Linked DNA regions of Homo sapiens: region 1 is linked to region 2. Evidence: read pairs that join two places in POLR2A ChIA-PET (ENCODE). Cell type or tissue: PC-9. All regions are shown on one strand. Links, peaks and the distances in the headings refer to the core of each region. The heading gives the core; the rest is flanking DNA.

Region 1 (8,000 bases), core at 1-8,000, 100 kb before region 2:
AGCCTCAACCTCCTAAGCTCAAGCAATCCTCCTGCCTCAGCCTCCTGAGTAGCTTGGGACCACAAGCATGCGTGCCACTATGCCCAGTTAATTAATTTTTTTTTTTTTTTGAGACAGAGTTTTGCGCTTGTTGCCCAGGCTGGAGGGCAATGGCACTATCTCAGCTCACTGCAACCTCCACCTCCTGGGTTCAAGTGATTCTCCTGCCTCAGCCTCTGGAGTATCTGGGATTACAGGCATGCACCACCACGCCCAGCTAATTTTTTTGTATTTTTAGTAGAGATGGAGTTTCACCATGTTGGCCATGGTTGGTCTTGAACTCCTGACCTCAGGTGATCTACCCACCTCGGCCTCCCAAAGTGCTGGGATTACAGGCGTGAGCCACCGTGCCCAGCCCCCAGTTAATTTATTTTTATTTTTCTTGTAGAGATGGGTTCTTGTCATGTTGCCCAAACTGGTCTTGCACTCCTGGGCTCAAGTGATCCTCCTGCCTCAGCCTCCCAAAGTGCCAATATTACAAGCATGAGCCACCACACCTGGCAGAATCCATATTTTTGATACCCATATTCTTTGTTTCCAGAGCTCATTTTCAAGTTTCTTCATGATAGGATCTATGCCTTTTTCTGCACTTATATTCTTCCTCAAGAAAATCTAGCACAATGTCCTGTATTCAATAAATAGTTATTGACTCACAGGCTGAGATCCAGGGGTGGAAACTCTGTTGCAACCATTCCCTGAATGGTCATCCATTCACAATGATCTAAGCATCATCTCTCAAGAGACTACATCAAGGTACATCTAAGAGACAACGTATATGGTACAGAATAGGAAGTCAGAAAGAGAAAGATCATCAACATCAGTAGAGGAAAGCTCCTTTCAGTTCAGCCAACAGGGACTGAGTAAGTCCCTGCCCCACCCCCAAATGCCTGGCATGGAATTCAATGCAGAGGAGTCAAATTATGGGTTTTCACCTTCAACATTTTACAGCCTGCGGCAAAAACTCCTGGGCAGGGGTGGGGTGGAGACTGAATGAAAAAGTAGCGAGGCATGGTGCCCCGTGCCTGTAGTCCCAGCTACTTGGGAGGCTGAGGCCAGAGGTTAACTTGAGCTCAAGGAGGTCAAGGCTGCAGTGAATTATGATGATGCCACTGCACTCCAGCCTGGGCAACAGAATGAGTCTCCGTGAGAAAGGAAAGAAAGAAAAGAAAAGAAAGCAAAGGAAGGAAGGAAGGAAGGACAGGAAAGAAAAGAGAAAGAAAGGAAGGGAAAGGAAGAAATAGAGAAAGAAAGAAGGAAAGAAAGGAAGGAAGGAAAGAAAAGAAAAGGAGGGAGGGAGAGAGGAAGGAAGGAAGGGAAAGAAGGAAGGAAGGCAGGAAGGGAGAGAGGGAAAGAAAGAAATGAAGGAAAAAGAAGAAAGAAAAAAGAAAGAAAGGAAGGAGGGAGGGAGGGAAAGAAAGGAAGGAAGGAAAAAGAAAGAAGAAAGAGAGAGAGAAAGAAGGAAAGAAGGAAAGGAAGGAAGGAAGGAAGAAAGAAAGAAAGGAAGGAAGGAGGGAGGGAGGGAAAGGAAGGAAGGAAGGAAGGAAAAAGAAAGAAGAAAGAAAGAGAGGGCCAGGCGCAGTGGCTCACGCCTGTAATCCCAGCACTTTGGGAGGCCGAGGCGGGCGGATCACGAGGTCAGGAGATCAAGACCACGATGAAACCCCTTCTCTACTAAAAATACAAAAATTTAGCCGGGCGTGGTGGCGGGCGCATGTAGTCCCAGCTACCCGGAGAGGCAGAGGCAGGAGAATGGCGTGAACCCGGGAGGCGGAGCTTGCAGTGAGCCAAGATTGTGCCACTGCACTCCAGCCTAGGCCACAGAGTGAGACTCCGTCTCAAAAAAAAAAAAAAGAAAGAAGGAGAGAGGAAAGGAAGGAAGGAAGGTAGGAAGGAAAGAAGGAAAGAAGGAAGGAAGGAAGGAAAAGAGAAAGAAAGGAAAGAAAGAAAGAAAGAAAAGAAAGAAAGAAAGAAAGAAAGAAAAAGGAAGAAAGAAAGAAAGAGAAAGAAAGAAAAGAAAAGAAAGACTGATTCTTGGGCCCAGACCCACAGAATGTGCAGGATGGGTGGGAAGATGAGAAGAGAGCATGCAGGCTGGGAGAACAGAGTAAACTGAGATTCTGGCAGGGACGAGCATGTTGTGCTTGGGAGAGGGTAAAGAAACACCCAGGTGGCCCAGGAGGGCTCAGAAGTACACACCTCCCAGGGCCAGCTGCCCTCTGGTTGTTGGATGCAGCAGCCCTCTGAAGATGGGACACAGATATAAACACTTCCAACCTTGGAACCGCTCCCAAACCCAGGACCATTTGCCCCTATTTGCCCAAGATAGTCCCAGTTTACTCCTATTGTTCCAGCATCCCTTCAGGTTAGTGTCCTTTTTCAAAAGCATACTGGTCAGGATGATAAATTATACGGCCACCTTACTCAAAGCCCATTTTATGTAGCTTGACATTGTAGATTACTCTGCCTCCCTACCAATCAACCCCAAATCCCATTTTCCCGTTTGGTAGAAGGGCACTTAGAGACTGAGTTACACATACTGACTTAATGTCCCACTCCGTTATTGGTAACATAAGCTGTGCCTAGTGTCTTTCTGATGGAAAAAATCCCCAATTAAAAAAAAAAATTTGACCTGGCTTAATGAGTGTTTTTAACGACCAAATCCAATGGGCTGCATATGTGATTTGATAAAGCAGACACATACAGTGTTAAAAAGAGTCCAGAAACTGCATATTCCATATCTCTAAGTGGCTTGCATTCCACTAGAAAACAACTAAAAATGAGAGGAAAATGTGGTATTTCAAAGAAATGCAAATACTACCTATCTAGGCACTCAGAAGACTGTTAGGTACAAACAAATGCTCTTAAGTAATTAAAGTCTACAGTGTTAGACAAGTGTCTCAATAAATACACCTTCTACCACCTTTTACATGGAAATGTGAATGCTTATTTACATTTCCTTTCAGATTTAAGGATGAACAGATGTCTTGAGGCCCTTCTGAGAATGAAAATGGCTTATATAAATCCTTCAAATCAAAACATTTTATGCCATCGCAAACTTCCTATTTAATTCTATTGCCAATTCAAAATATCGATGTGGTTTTATTTCAGGTTTATGTAAAGTGGAGACCGAAGGCCACTGGTCCTAGCTGATGCATTTGCCATACTCAGGTTGCTTTTTCTGCTGCAGCATCTTTGCAGGAACTATATTAAAGGGTTTTCTGCAGAACTGAGGTTTACCGAATGGAAAGGATTCCTTTAATGAGCTATTTGGAAGTTAAAATATACTTTTAGAAATTTTGGTATGATATCAGAATTACTTCATCAAATTTGAACTATGTTTAAACGGGAAGCTGAAGCTATAGCATACATGGCAATGTTTACTTGAAGATTTCTTTTCATTTGTTTAAACTTAGCAACTAGTTTAAATACCAGACCATATTTGCAAACTAACCTTTTTGCCATTGGAGCTGTTTGGTAGATTTGGTGAGGTGAGCTTTGAACTCCTACTATGTGCAAGACCCTGTGATAGCTACTAAATGAGGATAAAATATCATTTTATTTTTTATTTTAATTTTTATTATTTTTTTGAGACAGGGTCTCGCTCTGTCACCCAGGCTAGAGTGCAGTGGTGTCATCATGGCTTACTGCAGCCTCGACATCCCAAGCCTCAAGAGATTCTCCTACCTCAGCCTCCTGAGTAGCTGGGACCACAGGTGCGCATCACCATGTACAGTTAATTTTTACAATTTTTGTAGAGATGAGGTGTCACCATCTTTCCCAGGCTGGTCTCAAACTCCTGGGCTCAAGCCAGCCTCCTACCTCAGCCTCCTGAATAGCTGGGATGACATGTGCGTGTCACCATGCCCAACTTTTTTTTTTTTTTTTTTTTTTTTTTGGAGATATGAGGTGTTGCTATGTTGCCCAGGATAAAATGCCATTTTTTTTTTTTTTGAGAGTCTCCTCTCACTCTGTCACCCAAGCTGGAGTGTAGCTGCACAATCTCGGCTCATTGCAACCTCTGCCTCCCGAGTTCAAGTGATTCTTGTGCCTTAGCCTCCTGAGTAGCTGGGACAACAGACACATGCCACCATGCCCAGATAATTTTTTGTATTTTTAGTAGAGACAGGGTTTCGCCATGTTAGCCAGACTGGTCTCGAACTCCTGGCCTCAAGTGATCCACCCATCTTAATGCCATTTTAAAAGGACTCACAGAAGTGGCCATTGAGATATTCCTTAAAAGATCACAGGGTTTTAACAGGAAGAAAAATGTGGTAGGGGGTGAGAAGAGTGAAAAGAATTTCAGGCATAAAGAACAGTTGAAGTAATGGTTCATGGGAAGACAGTGTGAGAGGTGCAGAAACAAGGTAAGAATTTGTTGGGTTGGATGATGAGGGAGATGAGGTTACAGGAGATACTGGAGTTGACTCATGGTGTATAGCAAGTTTGCATCTTGTTTTGAAAGTCTCTGGACAAGTCAGTAACATGATTAAATCTCTGCTTGTAGATCTGAACTGGAATTGGGAAAAGTTAGAGGCAAACACAGGAGGATTTTGCAATTGTTCAAATAAAATAATAATATGGAGGCCGGGCAAGGTGGCTGATGCCTGTAATCCCAGTGCTTTGAGAGGCCAAGGCAAGAGGATCACTCGAGGCCAAGAGTTCGAGACCAGCCTGGGCGACAGCGTGAGACCCCTGTCTCTACAAAAAAAAAAAAAGTTTTTTTTGAGATGGGGTCTCATGCTATTGCCCAGGCTGGAGTGTAGTGGTGTGATCATGGCTCACTGCAGCCTCAACCTCCCAGGCTCAAGCAGTCCTCCCACCTCAGCCCCCCAAGTAGCTGGGATCACAGGTGTGCACCACCACACCCAGCCAGTTTTTTTATTTTGTAGAGACATGGTCTCCCTAGGTTGCCCAGGCTGAGTCTTGAACTCTTGAGCTCAGGCAATCCTTCCACCTTGGCCTCCTAAAGTGCTGGGATTACAGGAGTAAGCCACCATGCCCGGCCAGAATTGTTTTTCAGTTACCCAGGTGTGGTGGAGTGTACCTGTAGTCCTAGCTACTTGGGAGGCTGAGGGAGGAGTATTGCTTGAGCCCAGGAGTTCGAGATTACAGTGAGATATCATGGTGCCACTGCACTCCAGCCTGGGTAACAGAATGAGACCCTGTCTCTAAAATAAATAAATAAGTAATGTGGGTGCAAGCTAGGATAGCAGCAGGGGGAAGAGACAGAAGGGATGGATTTTTTAACATCATTCAGATCCCTAAGACTTGGCAGCTCTTTGTATGTGAAGAGCTGCAGGGAGGGGGCAGTCCAGTAACTCCAAGGCTTTGAGCCTGGACAGTGGGGAGGTTGTGGAAACATCAGGATAAACCCAGGCCGCAGATGCAGGTTTAGGGTGGGCTGAAATGTGCATGGTCATTCCTGGACACCTGAGCCTGAGGTACAGGGGGATAACCATGGGGAGAAGCATGAACACGTCTGTGTAACCCACAAAATGTTCATGAAGTTAGGTAACCATTTGTCAAATGAATGCAGGAAGAAGCGAGGAAGGAAGGGAAAGAGAAGGAAAAGGGAGGCACTTCCCAGTAGGCAGTTGGATATGCAGACCTGTGCCTCAGGAGAGAAGCGTGTGTGGGGACGCCGCAAAGAGGGGGTGAGGGAATCACACTGAGCAGAGGCTGAAGGAGGAGGTCTCAGGCACAGGCACATCAGGGGCCAAGAGGAAGACAAAAAGTCAGAATAGAAACAGAGATACAGAACCAAGAACCAAAGAGTGGCAGAATTCTGAAATCTAAGAAGGCAGGCATCTCCAAATAAAAATGGTCAGAGGTCAAAAGACAGAAAAAGTCACTAGAGTTGGCACCTTGGAGTTCATTATTAAGCACTAGTTATGGGCTGTGTTTGATGCTCAGAGATTTTCCTGCCTTTAACTTCGCATCCACCCTGTGAGGTAGGCACTGCTGTTAAACTGTGCTAGGAGGCTTAGATCTGTTCACTGACTTCCCCAAAATCACGCTTCCAGGAAGCTGAGGGCAGAAATCCTAAGCCAGTTAGGCCTCACCCCAAAACCTGTAACCCTCACACATTTGGCCGTGTGCTTCAATACGGTGCTGGGGGTAGAAGCCAGATGTTAGGGGCTAGAAAAGCGAACGGGATGGAAACTCACATTTATTCTATGTTCACTGTGGGCCCAGAACCAAGCTAAGTGCTATATGTGAATGTAGACAACAGATAGTGAAAATGGGGAGGGGGCGTGACAGCTGGGGAAAGCAGAGTGGTGGCTTTTTTAAGAAGGGGCAGGAGGGACCCTGTCATTCTGGGTCCTCTGCTAGATCATGGAAATTTTTTCATCATACAGAAATCTGCATTAAAATGATCCTCTTTAAACTAGGATTTTACCACTATAACAGAATGTAGTGACTTGCTATCCCCTTTCTTAATACAGATGAACAGAGCTACTCCCTGTTTTTAATATATGGGTATAAGTATTCAGGCATTAGAATGGTACATACTTTTTTGAGTTTCTTGCTTTTTTCTGTTGAGAGTATGATATTTCCTTGCAAAATGATATTAAGCTCTGGATCATGGGAAACAAAAGGAAAATAGGCCATGAGAACATTTGAGCTAGCAAAGGGAATAAACATCAATCACCAGGGTGAATTCTCTCAATTAGAGGACATTTTTGCAAGGGGATGAAAATTCACGTGGCTCTTCTGACGGAAGAGAACATTTCTCCTGAGCTGGAGCAGCCTTTGTGAAACAGACTTAGGCCTTCCTCTGGGAATAAGGCCTGTCATATTTGCATGCCTCCAAGAGAAATACACAAGCTGGCTGCCCATCTGGGCAGCTGTTTGCAGTCTAGTCATTGTCCCTTTGAACCAGCTGTAAGCCCCATGCATCCCTGAATGCCAAGATAGGAAGGGAGGATTTTCTCCTTCTGGATCCAAAAAGGCACCCAGGGAAGGCAAGGCCAGACCTGTGCTAAAAGCCTTTAAAATTGGGGGAACTGCTAGGGACGGAAAAGGATGTTGTTAATTAGCCTGCAAAGAAGCATTTTGATAAACCTAGAGGAATGGTGGAGTTGCACATCCATTTTAAATGAGCTCTCCAAGTCAAAAATATTTGGAAAGTTTGAAAGCAGTTAGATAATTAAAGCTGTGTCTCCCCACTGACAAGACAGTCAGTTAGTGAAAATGAGAAAAATCAAACCCACTGATTGTTTGGATGACCTCATACTCAGCCTCAGGTCTAGGACTCCCTGCACCTCCACCGCCACTACAAGCCCATTCCAGGACTAGGTGTTTCCATGAAAGGAGAAGGCTAAGTCCACAGGATACCCCCGTCCAGTTCATTACAACTCCTCCACTCTAATGGTACCAGTGGCTATGAGACTTTTCCAATGAGCAAATTCAAATGTATGGTTCAAACCTAACTTGGAGAACCAGGTTTGCTACTTGTGGCAACCACAGAATTGCATTACAAGGGTAGGACTGAATCAACGCTTCCACCTCGACCTGATGGCCCGTAGTTGGCTTAGATCAGGTAGGCACTATCTAAAGCAGTGGCAAACCTTATAAACAGAAGGACCAATTTTCTCCTAGCCCTAGCATCAACGCACTTCTGTAGAGGGCTACATGCTGGGACCCAGGACGGCGGGGACTGAGACCACAACAGCTTGGTTTTGTAGCTTTAACCCGAAGTCCTGGGAAGTCGTGAACAGTTCTGAAATCTTCAACCTGGCATTGCTTTTCACCAGAGTGTTGGTTTGGTCTCTTGAGCCCCTCCCCAGGGCAGGAAACAGAAGCAGGCTTGGATCTGGGACAGGACTCTGAACACAATCTACAACCAGGAGAGGCCTGGGGTAGCCACTTTCCCTGAGGCACCCCCGTGCTAACTGCCTGCTCAAGGGCCAGTGAAGTTTATCCCTAAACCTTGCCATCCTTTTCAAGTGAGGCCAGCG
Region 2 (15,470 bases), core at 5,607-13,606:
GAAAGAATGGGGGTGATGCTCCAAATATTGAGGCTCCCATCTGTCTGTCCTGCACTAGGCAGAGCCAGGCTTCTCCATGGGGCACAGGAGAGAGGGCACCAGATCTGAGGAGCAAATAGGTTCTTGGTCTGAGATCTCGTGGGATCAGGTTGCCAGCCCTGCAAACCCCCGCTCAGGTCTAGAGGACATGGAGCTGCCTTTCAGGGTGCATTTGCTTCCTCTACAGACTCGGACTCTGTCCTCTGCCTACTTGGGCCGTCCCGCACTCGGGAATGCGTCCTACACTGTAGGGCAGAGCCCGGCTTGACTCTTCCCGGTTCCTACCCTAACCAAGCCTCTACTTTCTGGGATCACCCTGTTGGGACTTTTGTCCAGCATCTCCATCTACCTGTCCTCTGATTCCTTCTGTTCTTCTCTAACTGAGCTTGAGAACTAAAGGGGAGGGCAAACTTCTGGCCTTGGTGGAATCCAGCTCCAGCATATAGTAGCTATGTGACCTTCCCCTCACTAGCACACTCGTGAATTTCTCCCAGCATCCGTTCCCTCATCTGTAAAATGAGGATCATAATAGAGGGCTGTTATAAGATTTAGGCTGGGTGCGGTGGCTCACGCCTGTAATCCCAGCACTTTGGGAGGCCGAGGTGGACGGATCACGAGGTCAGGAGATCGAGACCATCCTGGCTAACATGGTGAAACCCCATCTCTACTGAAAAAAAAAAAAAAGCACAAAATTAGTCAGGCGTGGTGGCAGGTGCCTGTAGCTACTCGGGAGGCTGAGGCAGGAGAATGGCGTGAACCCGGGAGGCGGAGGTTGTAGTGAGCCGAGATTGCACCGCTGTACTCCAGCCTGGGCGACAGAGCGAGACTCCGTCTCAAAAAAAAAAAAAAAAAAAAAAAAAAAAAATAATGCACAGTGCCTGGCATGTAGCAGAGACTAAATAACTGGTAGCTATAGTGGTTGGTGGTGCTTGTTTGGAAAGGGAATTTCCTGGTGATTGCACCAGGGCTGGTCTAGAGACCAAGGTAGATTTTCCCAGCCCCATCAGGCCAAGCCCTTAGTTAGACAGAATCTTTACTGCTCTTCCAGGTTAGGGAGGAGGGCTCTGTGTAAGAGAATGGTGGTGGTGGTAGGGGAATGGGTTGGATGGAAATCTTCCAGGAGGGGCCAGGAATCTGTGCTGTGGGGGCCCTACCTTCTGGCAGTTATGAATGAGGCAGGCACTGGGAGCTGGAGAGGCAGCAGTCTCTTGCTCTGAGGGCCCTCTGGCAGCGCCTTCTTTCCCTGAGGTAGGAGGACCCTCCCCTGGTACTTAATTAATTGCAGTCCCTGTTCTGCTCTGTTGTTCAGGGTGAGTGGCTGGCCTGGTTCCAGGCCCACCTGATTAGCCCACCTTTGGCAATAAGTCACATTTCTCTTCCTCGGCTCTGTGTCCCACCATAACCCCTTACGTCCCCTTCCCTGGACTTTTCACCTTTGCCCTCCAGGCATTCCCTGCTGAGTGGGCACTTTCCCACATCCAGGGGGTGGGAGCAGACCAAGGTTAATCTTGTCCTGGCTCCCACAGCTGCTTACACACACACAGCTGCATGCACATGCACACACAGGCTGGGCTCACAACAGCTCAGGCCAAGGGTCTGGGATCCAGGATCACTACAGAGCTGGTAGCTGGGCCTGGCTGGAGCTGGCCAGTGGTTCAGCAGCAAGTCTGGAAGAGGAAAAGCCGTGGGCGCATCTCCGCCAGACCTCCTGTCTGAAAGAGAGCCCATCTGCTCCTAGAATCTCCACAGCTACATCTGCAGAGGAGGAGGGGTAGTGAGGCAAGTGTGAGGTTTGGTTTTAAACTGAAAAGGGAGGTGGGCGGATTGCTTGAGCCCAGGAGGTCGAAACCAGACTGGGCAACATGGCAAGACCCCATCTCTAAAAAAATACAAAAATTAGCCAGGTGTGGTGGCACGCGCCTGTAGTCCCAGCTACTCGGGAGGCTGAGAGGGGAGGATCGCTTGAGCCTAGGAGGTTGAGGCTGCAGTGATCCATGATTGCATCACTGCACTCCAGCCTGGGCAACAGAACAAGAACTTGTCAAAAAAAAAATTGAAAAGGGTCTTAGGCCGGGTGTGGTGGCTCATGCCTGTAATCCCAGCACTTTGGAAGGCCAAGGCGGGTGGATCACTTGAGGCCAGGAGTTTGAGACCAGCCTGGCCAACATGATGAAACCCTGTTTCTCCTAAAAATACAAAAATTAGCTAGGCATGGTGGCGTGTGCCTGTAATCCCAGCTACTCGGGAGGCTGAGGTAGGAGGATCGCTTGAACCCAGGAGGTGGAGGTTGCAGTGAGCCGAGGTCGCACCACTGCACTCCAGCCTGGGCGAGAAACAAAACAAAACAAAACAAAAAACGGGTCTTGAAGCAAAGCTCCCTGACAGCATGAGTAACCCTGAAGAGACTGGACACCTTGCTCTGGGAGACATGGGCCAGAACTTTTGAAAGGACTATGATGAGATCCTCTTTCCTGGAGCTCTTGATAATGGTCCCACCCTCTGAGCCTCCCTACCCCCACCATTAAATAAAAGTCTTCCCTAGAAATGGTGGAGTCGGGATAGACAAGATGACCCAATAATGGCTGGCTGGTGCACTCATCATTATTTATATGTTGAGTGTATGTCTCCTGTCCACCATGGGTGGAGGCAATTTATGGACTTTGGGGTCAGTTCAGATTCTGCCTCTTCCACTCAGTAACTGGTTGCCTTAGGTTAAGTAATTTGCTCACCCAGGTTTCAGTTTCCTCATTTATAAAATAGGAGGATAATACTATTATCTCATGTGATTGCGAGGACTCCAGTGAGATAATGTCCACCTAGTAGCTCTTTGCTTTACCTGATGTCATTATCAAGGGGTGGTGGCAGAGTTAATGGGCTACATTTGGTAGTTCTCAGTGCCTTTGGCCCCACTTGATATTTTTTTCTGAAATCAGGGTCCCTGCAAACATCAGGGATCAGCCCCCAAATTGGGAAGAGAACTCTATTCTTAAAATGTTTCTGGCCAGGCACAGAGGCTCACACCTGTAATCCCAGAACTTTGGGAGGCCGAGGTAGGTGGATCACCTGAGGTCAGGAGTTCAAGACCAGCCTGGCCAACATGGCGAAACCCCATCTCTACTAAAAATACAAAAATTAGCCAGGCATGGTGGCAGGCACCTGTAATCCCAGCTACTCCAGAGGCTGAGGCACGAGAATCGCTTGAACAAGGGAGGCAGAGGTTGCAGTGAGCCAGGATTGTACCACTGCACTCCAGACTGGGTGACAGAGCAAGACTTTGTCTCAAAAAAAAAAAAAAAATTTCTACCCTCCCTCACTCTGAACACTGTTCCCCATCTTATCATTATCGAGGGAAATTCAGAGCTCCAGAATGATTACTGCCCTCACACCTTGCTTCCCTAAAGAAGCCTGCCCTTTTCTGCCTGGGGAGTCTCCTCAGGAACCAGACCTTCTTCTCTTCTCTGGCCCCAGCCACCCAGCACCCTGGGCTGCGGGGTGACCAGCCCAGGAGGTGACAGGGCTGTCCTTCCCACATCCTGGCAGGACCCACTGCCTGGAAGCAGGTGGGCGGTAGGTGTTATGCTAGAGGGCATCACTCTTGACAAAGCAGCACTGGCTCCCAAACTCTGCCTGCAACATGGGATGAGCCCAGGAAAGGGGTCACAGAGCCCCTCCCTGATCCTGCCGTGGAGCCCAGCTGGCAGCATCCCCTGCCGTGGCTGGGCTGGGTGCCATGTTCTGTGTGGGTGCCAAACCTGGCATGGCTCCTTCCCAAGGAAGGTGGCCCTTGGGGATGCTGTGACTTTCTTGGCTGTGGTGACCAATAAAGGGAGTGCCATCTCTACGCAGGCCCATGCAGTCCCTTCCAACCCTGCACAAAGTCAGAAGCCCAAAGTGTGGTCCCAGCTCTGCCCTGTCACCCTCAGTGGCCTCGGGCAGATCGCTCACCTTTCTGAGTCTTGCCTTCTTTGCCTGAAACATGAGGGTGCAGACCAGGGGATTTCCAAAGGCCCCTCTGAGGCTGCTGGTCTGAGGCTCCGACTTTTGCCTGTCCTGCTAACAAGGTGAGCTGTGTGCTGGGGTCCCAAGAGGGGCTCAGCCTCCTGTTCCTCCAAACTGTAGAGCCAGGGGCTTGCCCCAGCTGATGGCTGGGTACCTGGTCCCTGCCATGCTGAGATGGGCAAGGAAATCCTGGAATGCCTCAGCCCTGTCAATTAGGAGGAGAACAACTACCTCGCAAAGAAATGGATGCTGGATTCAAACACTACACAGGCACTGGATGCTCAAGGCTAGGGGTTGGCAAACCATGGCTCTTGGCCAAGTCCCGACAGTTTTTGTATGGCCCATGAGCTAAGAATGATTTTTACATTTTTAAGCAGTCGGTAAAAAGTCAAAAGAAGAAAATAAAGTTTTGTGACCCTTAAACATTTTATAAAATTCAAATGTTAGTGTTCATAGTAAAGTTTTACTGGTGTGAGGCCAAACTCATTCATTTACATCTTGCCTGTGGGTGCTTTTGTGCTGCAAAGGCAGAGTGGCAGAGTGGCGACAGAGACGATGGCCCGCAAAGCCTAAAATAGTGGCTGTCTGGCCTCTTACAGAAAAGGTTTGCTGACCCCTGCTCAAGATAATCATAGTTCTCTCCAGGCCTTGCACTAAACTGCTCCAGGATCTCAATCTAAAAGTACTTTCTTTTCATTTAAAAAGAAGTGTTGCTATTTTCTTCTTATGTAAGCAATAAATGTTCATTATGGAAATATTAGAAGATGCAGATAAGCAAAAAGAAGACATTAAAATCACCCATAATTCTATCACCCAGGAATAACTACTGCTGGTGTTTTGACTTACCACCTTCTGGGTTATCTAACAGTGTGCTGTGTTTATATGTGCATGCCTGTGACACATGTGTATATCCTGCATACGTACAGCTTTTACAAACTGTACACATCTGTCCTCTTCACTTAAAAACACATCTTGGCCAGGTGCGGTGGCTCACACCTATAATCCTAGCACTTTGGGAGGCCGAGGCGGGCGGATTACCTGAGTTCAGGAGTTTGAGACTAGCCTGGGTAACATGGTGAAACCCCATCTCTACTAAAATACAAAAAATTAGCTGGGTGTGGTGTCGTGCGCTTGTAGTCCCAGCTACTTGGGAGGCTGAGGCAGGAGAATTGCTTGAACCCGGGAGACAGAAGTTGCACTGAGCCAAGATCACGCCACTGCACTCCAGCCTGGGTGACTCCGTCTCCAAAAGAAAACACACACACACATACCTCTAACTGAACCCTTGGGGGACACACAGGCAGGGTGCCCAGAAGGCAGCTGCACCCAAGCATCTGGAGCTGAGGGGCTTGGTGGGGCCAGGGCTACAGATCTGGAGTCATCAGCACGCGGGTGGTGGTTTCCACTTCGGGAGGGGATGAGGTCACCCAGGAAGCATGCCCAGAGAGGAAGAGCAAAGGGCCAAAGAGAGAATTGTGGGAGTGTTGACATTCAAGGGACAGGTAGAGGAAGTAAGTCCACCAGACCCGGGAGGAAGGAAGAAGCAGGAGGAGACCCAGGCAGCCAAAGGGAGTGGAATCCGAGGCCCAGGGCCCAGGACAGTGCCTGGCGCTGAGCAGGTGCTTGTGAAATGAGTGAGTGACTTTGAGGAGGCTGAACCCTGGTGAGTGAGTGACACTGATAAAAGACATTTAGAGAACAGTTGAACAACTATGAGATGTTCAGAGGCCTGGGGGAGGCCATGCAGGCCAAGGAGGCCTCCTGGGCCCAGCCTGGTGGGAGGGAGGCCATGCGGAGTGTGAGGAGGGAGAGGCGGGGCAATCCAAGTGACCAGAAGCTGGGAGCTGGTCAGAGGAGCCCAGTGGAGTTCTTGGCGGTGACATGAAGCTGCTTTTTTTAAGCTAGTCTCTCAGATTGGAATGAGGAAAGTTGGAGACGACCAGCCAGGGGTTCTTGTCAGAATGTGGGCACTGGGCGGCGTGGGCCAGCTGGTGGGGGTGGAGTATAAATAGGAATATGGTTTAGAGATGCTGGGAAATCCTCCCCATTCCCTCCCCCTCCTGAGACTGAGAGGTCCCCAGGGATGCCAGGCTCAAAGGCCCCTGCAGTTCTGTTGCCAAAGTTGGGCATGGAGAGAAACCCAGAGACAGGACTGAAGGTCCCATGACAGGCCAGCAGGAGAGCTGGACACGGGATATCTGGCTGAGAGAGGGCTATTGGGTGGGTGAACTCAACACTCTTCTTTTCTTCTCCAATTTATTGTGTAAAAGATGGTAGGCACCAGTTTCTGTGCCAGAGCAAGTGGAGAGGAAACAAGCTGTTTCCTCTGGTATTTAAGGAAGACCTAAGGAAAGGTTCCAGACTTTGGGATCTCAAAAACACAGGACAGTTGGGGAAGGACCTTCCTTGAGTGTCTTTAAAGAGGGCTGATAAAAGGAGCAGAGAGGGCTCCTCTGGCTGGGAGAGTAAGGCGGGCTTTCTCTGGAGGCAGGAGGATGGGGGAGATGGAGGCCAGGCCTATCCTGGCCCTTGCCCCTTGCTCTGGTCTCTGATCTGGGATGTTCTGTACGCCCAGGACCAGAACTGACAGAAGGGCTCCTTGTCCCATCTTATCACTTGGACATCCTGAGCCTCCTCAGAGAGTGCAGACCAGCTTTAGCTGGGCCCCCAAAAAAGGTCAAAAGGAAAATACCAGAAGATGCAATATGCACCTCTATTCCTTAAGCCTCAGGAAGCCAGAGAGCAGCAGGGTGGACATCAGTAGGACTGAAGTGGAGCCACACAGAGGGGCTAGATAGGAGGTCGTGTGGGGTCAGAAAGGGTCATCTGTAGGGGTCAAGGCCAACATCTGAGCCTGAGTAGTGCACCTGCCCTACAAGGCTCTGAGAATCTTCCCTGAGTGATAGAGCCAGGAAGAGGGCCACAAGCCCCTCCGAACCCCTTCCCCACAGCCCTGGAGGCCCTAGCTCAATGCATGTTGCAGGAGGAACTTCTCATTCGGGTTCTTCTCATTCCAGTCCACCCCTCACTGTAGGATGGTGCCTCCAGCCCAAAAACCTCCACAGACCTCACTGGGGGAGTAATTGCTGGGCAGGACACTGCCCCCACTGCCTCAGCCCATCTCCCGCTGCTGTTGGGCCACATGCTGGCTAGAGGAAGAGGGTCAGGTTTCAGCTGAGGCCTCGAGTCCAGCTTTCATATTTCATTTGCTGGTCATTTGAGGGCTCACTTTGTCTCAGGCTTTGGGTCAGGCTCTGGGGGTGCAATGACGAGTCACGCCACAGTGCTTGCCCTTAAAAAGCCCACAGGCAAACTAGGGAAATGACAAGTAAACAGTTACAGGACAGGGAGCCAAGTGCCCTGCCTTGGGATGTCAGAAAGCTGTGGGAGCACAGAAGAGGGACCATCACCTGGCTGGGGACAGTGGAGTTTCGGGCTAGAGGAGATGCAGAGGTCCCCATGGCAGGATGAGTAGCACGTTGTTGGTTTCTCCCTAGTCCCCCATCCATCTGCTTGGGTACCAATCCCTGTATTCCTGTTCCCTCTGAAACCCAAGAAAACTGAGGAGGAAGCATGCCCCGGGGAGTCTGGGGCTGGGTGACTGGACAGTCTAGGCTTACTCTAGTGTGCCCAGAAAGAGGACAGGGCCAGGCCCACCCCAATCATGCTCAAGTCTAACTAGGACAGGAGATGGCCTAATGAGAAGATACACCTAGAAACAGGTCCCTGGCCTGCCTGAAAGTGGAAGGAAAGGCACCAACATTTATTGCACGTGGCAGTGTGTCCTGGATCTTAAAGGTGACTAAGATACAGTCTTTGTCCTTGAGGGATCTAATGTTTCCATATCTGTAGAGGAAAGAGGTTTAAACAAGTCATCATGAAGCAGTGGCTCGATGGCCTCATTCAGTCACTTGTTCATTCGTTCCACAAATGCTGAGTACCTGGTGGGCTCCTTACTCTGTGTAAGGCATCAGGGAAACAAAAATGTTAAGGCCCCATTCTTGTCCTGAAGGATCTCACAGTCTAGTTATGAGTGTGTGCTGGCTGCTCTGGAAGGGACAAGGAGGAAGCATCTCATTCTACCTAGAGGAAGAAGGTGTGGTCATGCACAGTCTCCCAGGGGAAGTGACCCATGAGTTGAGTTTGGGAGTGGTTTTACCGAGGGAAAAATTGAGGAAGGGCATCCCAGGCCAAATGATTGCAAAGCTGTGGGGTGTGAGTGGAGTTTGCTCTGGGAATGCCAGGTACATTTGATAAAACCAGACCTTCTGGGGAGGGGTGAGAGCTGAGGCTCAAGAAGACAGGGATCCAAAAGCCTGGTCTGCCAGGCCCTGGAATTTGAACTTTTTCCTGAAGGCAGTGTTAGCTTTGAAGGATTTTTTTTTTTTTTTTTTTTTGAGATGGAGTCTCGCTGCAACACCCAGGCTGGAGTGCAGTGGCGCCATTTCGGCTCACCGCAAACTCTGCCTCCTGGGTTCAAGCGATACTCCTGCCTCAGCCTCCCAAGTAGCTGAGATTACAGGCGTGTGCCACCATGCCCAGCTGATTTTTGTATTTTTAGTAGAGACAGGGTTTCACCATATTGGCCAGTCTGGTCTTGAACTCCCGACCTCAGGTGGTCCACCCACCTTGACCTCCCACAGTGCTGGGATTACAGACATGAGCCACCGCGCCTAGCCACTTTGAAAGATTTTAAATGGGCAAGCGACATCATCAGAAAGCAGCTGAGAAAGTTAAGTCTAGGACGCTGATGGCAGTTGGATTGGAGGCCAAGTATTATTCTCAATTAGCAGCAAGGAAACTGAGGCATGGGGTGTTTTTTCAGGTCACAGCTACTAAGTGGGGTTTCTTCCATGACACCAAACTGCAGAGAATTTTGGAGAGCAAGGCTAGACACCGTGTGTTCCTCACTGCAGGACATTTCTGATTGGAGTGAGACTCTAGGAGACAATGGCGTATTTGTCTGGAGCAAGGGCGACCCTGATCCCCACTTTGCCTCCTGAGCAGACATCCAACAGGTTTGCCCAAATTGCTCCCGGAAGGCCTTCCCCGCCTACTTCCTGCATTCCAAACAGAGGCTGTGGGAATCCTCTTGGAGCTCTGGGACTGTCCAGAGCATCTGTTTGTTGGCAGGGTGACTGCAGGCCTGGCTATCCTCATTTCTGGCCACTCTGAAGGTTTCAGGCCTGCAGCCTCTCTCATCCAGGCTGGGGCAGGGCAAGGTTGTGAGGAGGCCCCAAGGCTTCTGCTGCTGACGCCGCCACAGCTCCAGGCAGCTAAGGGGTGACTGGCTTCCCCTGAGGTTTGTCCCAGGCTCCTGGAAACTAAGGCCTCCAGCTGTGCAGAACAGGGTCAGCTGGAGGATGAAGGAAGAGATGGTATCTGCAGGCTCCCAGCAGGCACAGTTCTCCCTGGGAGGAGGGAGTGTCTCTGAGGTCCTAGCTCATGACGTCTGCAAACTTGGTCAGCCATGGCCTCTAGTTCTTTGAAATTCACCCAAGGGCCAAAGTGGCTGAGTGACCGAGGCAGGGGCAGGGACTGGGAGATAGGGTGTCATAGGGATCCTGGCTGGTGGTCAGCCTTCGTGACTGAAGGGAAGACCCTCTGGGCTTCAGAAAGTGGGCAGCCACAAGTTACGTCCCCCAACCCCTGCCCCTGGGCCCACAGAGACCAAGATTGAAAAGAAAAGCAAACAAAACAAAAAGAGGGACTTGGGGATGCATCTAACATGTGCCTGGAACACAGCAGGTGCTCCACATGTGCCTGTAAAGCAGACACATGCCTGCTGTATGCCACCAGCACCAGGCATAGAGACCAACGTGCTCCAGATGAGGGAGACAGGTGAAAAGTCACGCCCCATTGAAGGAGGGGCACCTGGTGGTCCTGGGGGTGGGGTGGAGTGAGTTCCAGGAAGCTCCTGAAGGCCCCAGAGACTTGTACAGCATGCAGGGGCAATGAAGAGGGGCAAAGCCAGAGACGAAGGGGCCCCAGATCTTGAAGGGCCTTTGGGTGCAGGCTGGGGAATCGGGGCTTTGTTCAAGAGGAAGGCAAAGAGGCTTCTTGAAGGGGTTTGCTGAGAGAAGACTCCAGTCCTGGCCCCAGGAGCTTGAGAAGTGAAGCTGACTTTCCCGCCCTCCAGTCTACAGCATCCCAGATTCCTGGGATGCTCTGTCAACCTCCTTCTCCACCTCCATGGTCTCCAGGTCAAGGTCTCTCAGGGGTCCAGCCCCAAGGCAGGTATTAGGTCTGTGGCCTGGCACAGGTTGTCCCAGCAGTCAGTGGGCTGGGAATCTGCCCTGTCTGGACACTGGGGCCCTGGGGCTGGCCTGGCCTGCTCTGTGGAGCTTTCTTTCCTCCTAAGAGAGAAGATGGGGCTTGTCTGCCAGTAGCCGGGGTTCCCTGCCTTGCACGGGCCCCACCCTGCGTGGCCCTGCAGTTGTCTAAGTAGGGGGGACCCTGCCTCCCTGGCCCTTCTCCCCCTCACATCTGCCAAGAGATGATCCTGCTCCCTGTCTCCTGGCCCTCTTCCATCCTGGGATCCAAAAGCACCTTGCAATAAGGAAGTCTGCAGGGATGTTTGATGAAGTTTATATGAGGACTCTTTTTGTCTGGGCAGTAGCTTGAGAGAGGAGAGCCAAGCTTTGCTGGACATCTTCCCTGTGCCAGTGGTGTGTTGTGTTGGCTCACCCAGCATGTTTGCTCAGATACCACTGTACGTTGAAAATGTCACCTGCCCAACATCCAACTCCTGGTCTTCCCACTGAAACCACTACTCCCAGAATGCCTTGTCTCCTCCAGTGACTGTTCTATCTCTCCACTCCGGCTGCTTGGCGAAAACCCTGCTGCAGAGTCATGCTTGACTCTTTTCTCACCCACAACATACAATCCATCTGCAGAGCTCTTTGCCTCCACCTTCAAAATATAGCCCAAATCCAGCCACTTCTCACCATCTCCACTGCCCCCCGCTGGTCCCAGCCACCATCAAGCTCTCTCCCCTGGGCCTCAGCAGCAGCCTCCTGCCCGGGCTCCCTGCTCTCCCCTTGCTCCCCTTGTCTGTTCTCAACACAGCAGCGTGTTAAAGCCTCAGTGTGATCATGTCACTCATCCGTTCAAACCCTCCTTACCCCTCGAGGCCCAACACAGCTGCTCCGCACTCCCATCCAGCATCTTCTCCAGCCACATCATTGTCCTGCAGTGAACCAGACTTACTTCTGCCTCAGGACCTTTGCCCCTGCTGTTCCCTTGTTGACCTGCTTCTCCCAGACCCTGCATGACTGACCCCCTCACCTTACACCTACTCTGGATTTCTCCTGAGATGTCACCTGCTTCTTGGGGAGGCCTTCTTGACCACCCTACTTAAACTTGCAACTGCACTTCCCACACCTTCCCTCTTCCCTGCATGAATTCCCATCATTGCACTTGTCACCATCCATCATACTGTGTATTCATTCTGTCTATTGTCCGCACCCCCCTACCCCTGTTAGAAAGTATTAGGAAAGGAATTAATGTCTGTTTCATTCATCTGTGGATTCTCAGGGTCTACAACAGTGCCTGGCATGCAGCAGGTGTTCAATAATTGTTGAATGAATGAATGGAGCCAGGGGTGAGAGGGGTTTTATCACGTCATTGCGATTCCATAGCCTGCTAGTGGTAGCACCAAAGTTTGAAACTGAGTTTGTTTGGCACGCAGTTCAGAGTAGGAGAAAACAGTCAAGCCTGGGCCACAGGGAAGGGGCAAGGGCGGGGAGGGCTCCAGGTAGGAGAAGAAAGGAGCAATATGGTCACGTTTGTGCACTTGGCAACAACCAGGAAATTGCTGCGTGATTCTGGGCAAGCCATTTCCCCTCTTGGATGTTCAGCATCTTCACTGGGCAAGGGATGGGGATGGAGGCTGTGTGAGCGTCTTCCCCTGCTAACATTCTGGGAGGCCAGCCCTGCTCACTGGGGGCACAGTGGCCTCTGGCAAGTGCTGGCTTTCTTCCCAGCCTGGCTCCTCCTTCCTCCTTCTGTGCCACCCATGGCTCTGGCACCAGCAGGAGGTTCTGGGCCGGCTGCTGTGTCCCTGGGAAGAAGCAACTGGAGCTGGCTGAGCTTTATGACTTACCTGGGCAGGGAGGTGGGAGGGGAGGTTGGCTGGGGTCTGCCTGCCCACCCTGCAGCTCCTCAGTGGGACTCTGCTCCTTCAACTTCCTCCACCCCCCACTGCCGGGCCAGTATCCCTGGACACTCATCGCCCTCTTCCCCTGGCACCAATTGCACGGGGACAGCCCCAGATGGCTCCTTGGTCTGGGGACAAAGGCTGTGCTGTGCCTGGCCCCGGGCTGGCCTCAGGCTGGTCATACTGAGCCCTTCTGTCCCCACTTGGGGGTGAGGGGTAGATAGCACTAAGGTGACAGGCCTTTTTCCTGTCTCCCTTCCCCCTCGACCCCCAAATCTGAGGAGCTGACTCTCCCAAGGGAAAAATGACAGAGGCATCTTGTGTCTTGACCTAGGGAACAACAGACTATTCACTGCCCAGTCTGCCCTGTCACACCCAAGACCCTGCTGGGTTCAATGCCCTGGTTGTCCCCAGCAGAGAGAGACATCCACTCTGCTGTGGTCACCACCCCCACCGCCTGCTCCCCTGTCACCATCAGGAAGTCCACCCTACATCTGACCTCCATCCTTCCATCAGGAAGTCCATCCTACATCTGACCTCCATCCTTCCATCAGGAAATCCATCCTACATCTGACCCCCATCCCTTCTGCTGCTGTGACAGCCACTTCCTCTCAGGCTCCTGTCCTGCGGGTGGAGAACAGCTGGTCCCCATCGCCTGCACTGCTTGGCCCCACATTCCTGCTCCAGTCAGCTGCCTCTGGCCTCACCCTTCCTCCAGCTCCCAGCCCCACTGTCCTCCCCACCCCAGGCACAGGCTGGTGGCTCCTTGCTCCTCACTGAACCTTAGGGAGAGCAGGTGTGACTCAGGGCTGAATCTCTTTTGTCTTGCAGAAATGGGGGGCCTCCTTCCCGGAGGCTTTTAATGAGCTCCCCTCCCCTCACCCTACAAGCAAGAGCAAGGGTGTGAGATTTATGGTTGCTACTTGTAGATTCCTGAGCCGCAAATCCAACATGCCATCCCATAAATCCCAGACTGCAGGACGGTTTTATGGGGAAGCCCTGTTTTTAGAAAGGGGTGTGGCTGGTCTCCCTCCTGGCAGAGCTCAGACCTCAGGGAGCCAAGTGCCTGCCTCTCCCCACCCCCAGAGAACAACCATGACAAAGCACGGGGACATTGGGGACATCAGTTGGTGTGGTGGAGATGCACTGGCTTCCAGGACAGAGAGACTTCCTCTCCTGTGGGGGGCCTCCTGCTTCCCTTCCCTGCTCTGAGGATCCCCCGTCTCAGCACAGGAGGGTGGCCTGGAAGCCTGGGCAGATAATTGTCCCTGACCTGGACCTTAGATGTTTTCCTGGTCACCGCTCCAGGTGTACATCATTGGAGATGTTTTTTCAAATGCATTTTCCCAGGCACCATTCTCAGAACCTCAGTTCCAGAATCTCAGGGTGAGACCTAGGAATCTGAATTTTTTTACAATGCTCCCTGGTGATTCTGATGTTCAGCTATCTTTGAAAATAATTGGCTGAGTGCTGTGGCTCATGCCTGTAATCCCAGCACTTTGGGAGGCCGAGGAGGGGCAGATCACTTGAGGTCAGGAGTTCGAGACCAGCCTGGCCAACATGGCGAAATCCTGTCTCTACTGAAAACACAAAAATTAGCCGGGTGTGGTGGCGCGGGCCTGTAATCCCAGCTACTCAGGAGGCTGAGGCATGAGAATCGCTTGAGCCCGGAAGGTGGAGGTTGCAGTGAGCCAAGATCACGCCACTGCACTCCAGCTTGGGTGATAGAGCACGACTCTATCTCAAAAAAAAAAAAAAGAAAAAAGGAAAAAAGAAAATAATTGATCTTTACAAGGAGCCATCTCCACTCTCCTATCTTGCTCGGAAATGGGAGTCACCAGGTAGGTGTGTCTGGGTCCTCTTGTCACTGGGACCCACACCCCCTGCCACCATCATGAAGCCTCCAGATTAGATCTCTGTGGCCTGAATGCTATACACAAGTGTGAGGCATGGTGGCTGCCCTCTGGAAGCTTCCTGTCTGCAAGAGTCCTGCAGACAGCAGGCCTGAGACATTGCACAGAGCCACGGAGGAGCGGCTGAAGATGACTGACAGGAAGGAGTTTAGGGATGGGGAGTCAGGAAAGTCCAAGGCTGGTGGGCTCTGCCAAGGAAGCCAGAGGAAGCGCTTTCAGCTACCTTCTCATCAAAGGAGGCATCACCAGCCCCTGAGTTTCTTGAGAATGGGGACCACCCTTTACTTGCCTCTGAAACCCTCATGCCTGGCACAATGCTGGCGCATAGTAGGTGCTCAGTTTTTTGGTTTGTTTGTTTTTTAAGACAGAGTCTTGCTCTGTCGCCCAGGCAGGAGTGCAATGGCGCAATCTCCACTCACTGCAACCTCCGCCTCCAGGGTTCAAGCAATCCTCCTGCTTCAGCCTCCCAAGTAACTGGGATCACAGGTGCACACCACCATGCCCAGCTAATTTTTTTGTATTTTTAGTAGAGACAGGGTTTCGCCATGTTGGCCAGGCTGGTCTCAAACTCCTGACCTCAAGTAATGCACCTGCCTCAGCCTCCCAAAGTGCTGGGATTACAGGCATGAGCCACCATGCCCGGCCAGTTCATTTGTTCAGTGGAACTGAGTGAGACTTCAGGGCCCACTGACAGAGATGGGCCTGCCTAGCACTGCAGACCCGAGGCCTCCACTCTGAAAGGTGCCAGCCCGCTAAAGGAATGAAGGAGAGCTTGTTCATACCCAGCCATGAGGATCAGGGCAGCTGGAGGGCCACCACTGAGCTGTGTTTGGGGGCAGCCAGGAGCATGCGCTGCCAGACAGAGGACCCTTTCCAGGCTGGCTGAGGACAGAAGGATGTGATCATTAAGCAAAGCCAACATGTTACTGACCCATAATCCCTTAAACCAGGAGGATTCGGGAAGGGCCTGGTCGCCTTGGCAACTAGGTGCTGGCCAGTCGCAGGGCTGAGAGCATCCTCCAGGAGTGGGCTGTGCCTGGTGCTGGTGCATGGGTAACAGCTGGGAGCGGGTGCAGGGCGGCCCATCATAGGGCTCACCCCCTGGTGCCTTCTTGCCAGCATGGGTGGAAGCCCTTGTGAGGCCTCAAGGGCAGTGTGTGCAGAGCAGGATGAGAGGGGGGCTGCACTGAGCGTGTAGGAAACCATGAAGGGAAGTGGAGGGGAGGTGAGACAGCGCTGCTCTGGGTTTTCAGGGCAGGAGGGAGAAGGGAGGGTCTGCAGGAAGAAGCAGTTGCATGGGTCTCATTGGGTGGCCAGCAGGGCATCCTCTAATTCAGAGGGCACGAGGAGCTGGGTAGCCT

The links. Peaks named below come from ENCODE experiments on the same cell type or tissue, not always from the same donor. Only the 100,000 strongest peaks of a DNase experiment are listed, where the experiment ranks them.
Region 1: POLR2A ChIA-PET joins it to region 2 with 10 read pairs; 3 of 35 experiments call an interaction of 5 or more read pairs at or near these places.

The regions. Positions count from the first base shown.
Region 1 is chr1:205,409,680-205,417,679 of GRCh38, forward strand. LEMD1 (LEM domain containing 1) reads right to left here. Exons shown (of 6, transcript NM_001199050.2): 4 at 6,553-6,617. Among named protein-coding and RNA genes, the nearest start is that of LEMD1, 8.4 kb to the right of the region's middle. RefSeq lists an enhancer at 831-1,331. In PC-9, for the core only: no CTCF peak of the experiment used is centred there; no DNase peak of the experiment used is centred there; H3K27me3 peaks cover 2,440 bases.
Region 2 is chr1:205,506,760-205,522,229 of GRCh38, forward strand. All of the region lies in intron 1 of CDK18 (cyclin dependent kinase 18), which reads left to right. Among named protein-coding and RNA genes, the nearest start is that of CDK18, 9.8 kb to the left of the region's middle. RefSeq lists enhancers at 1-487, 3,344-3,891, 4,889-5,503, 8,649-9,349, 10,752-11,451 and 1 more. In PC-9, for the core only: no CTCF peak of the experiment used is centred there; a DNase peak (open chromatin) is centred at 9,382.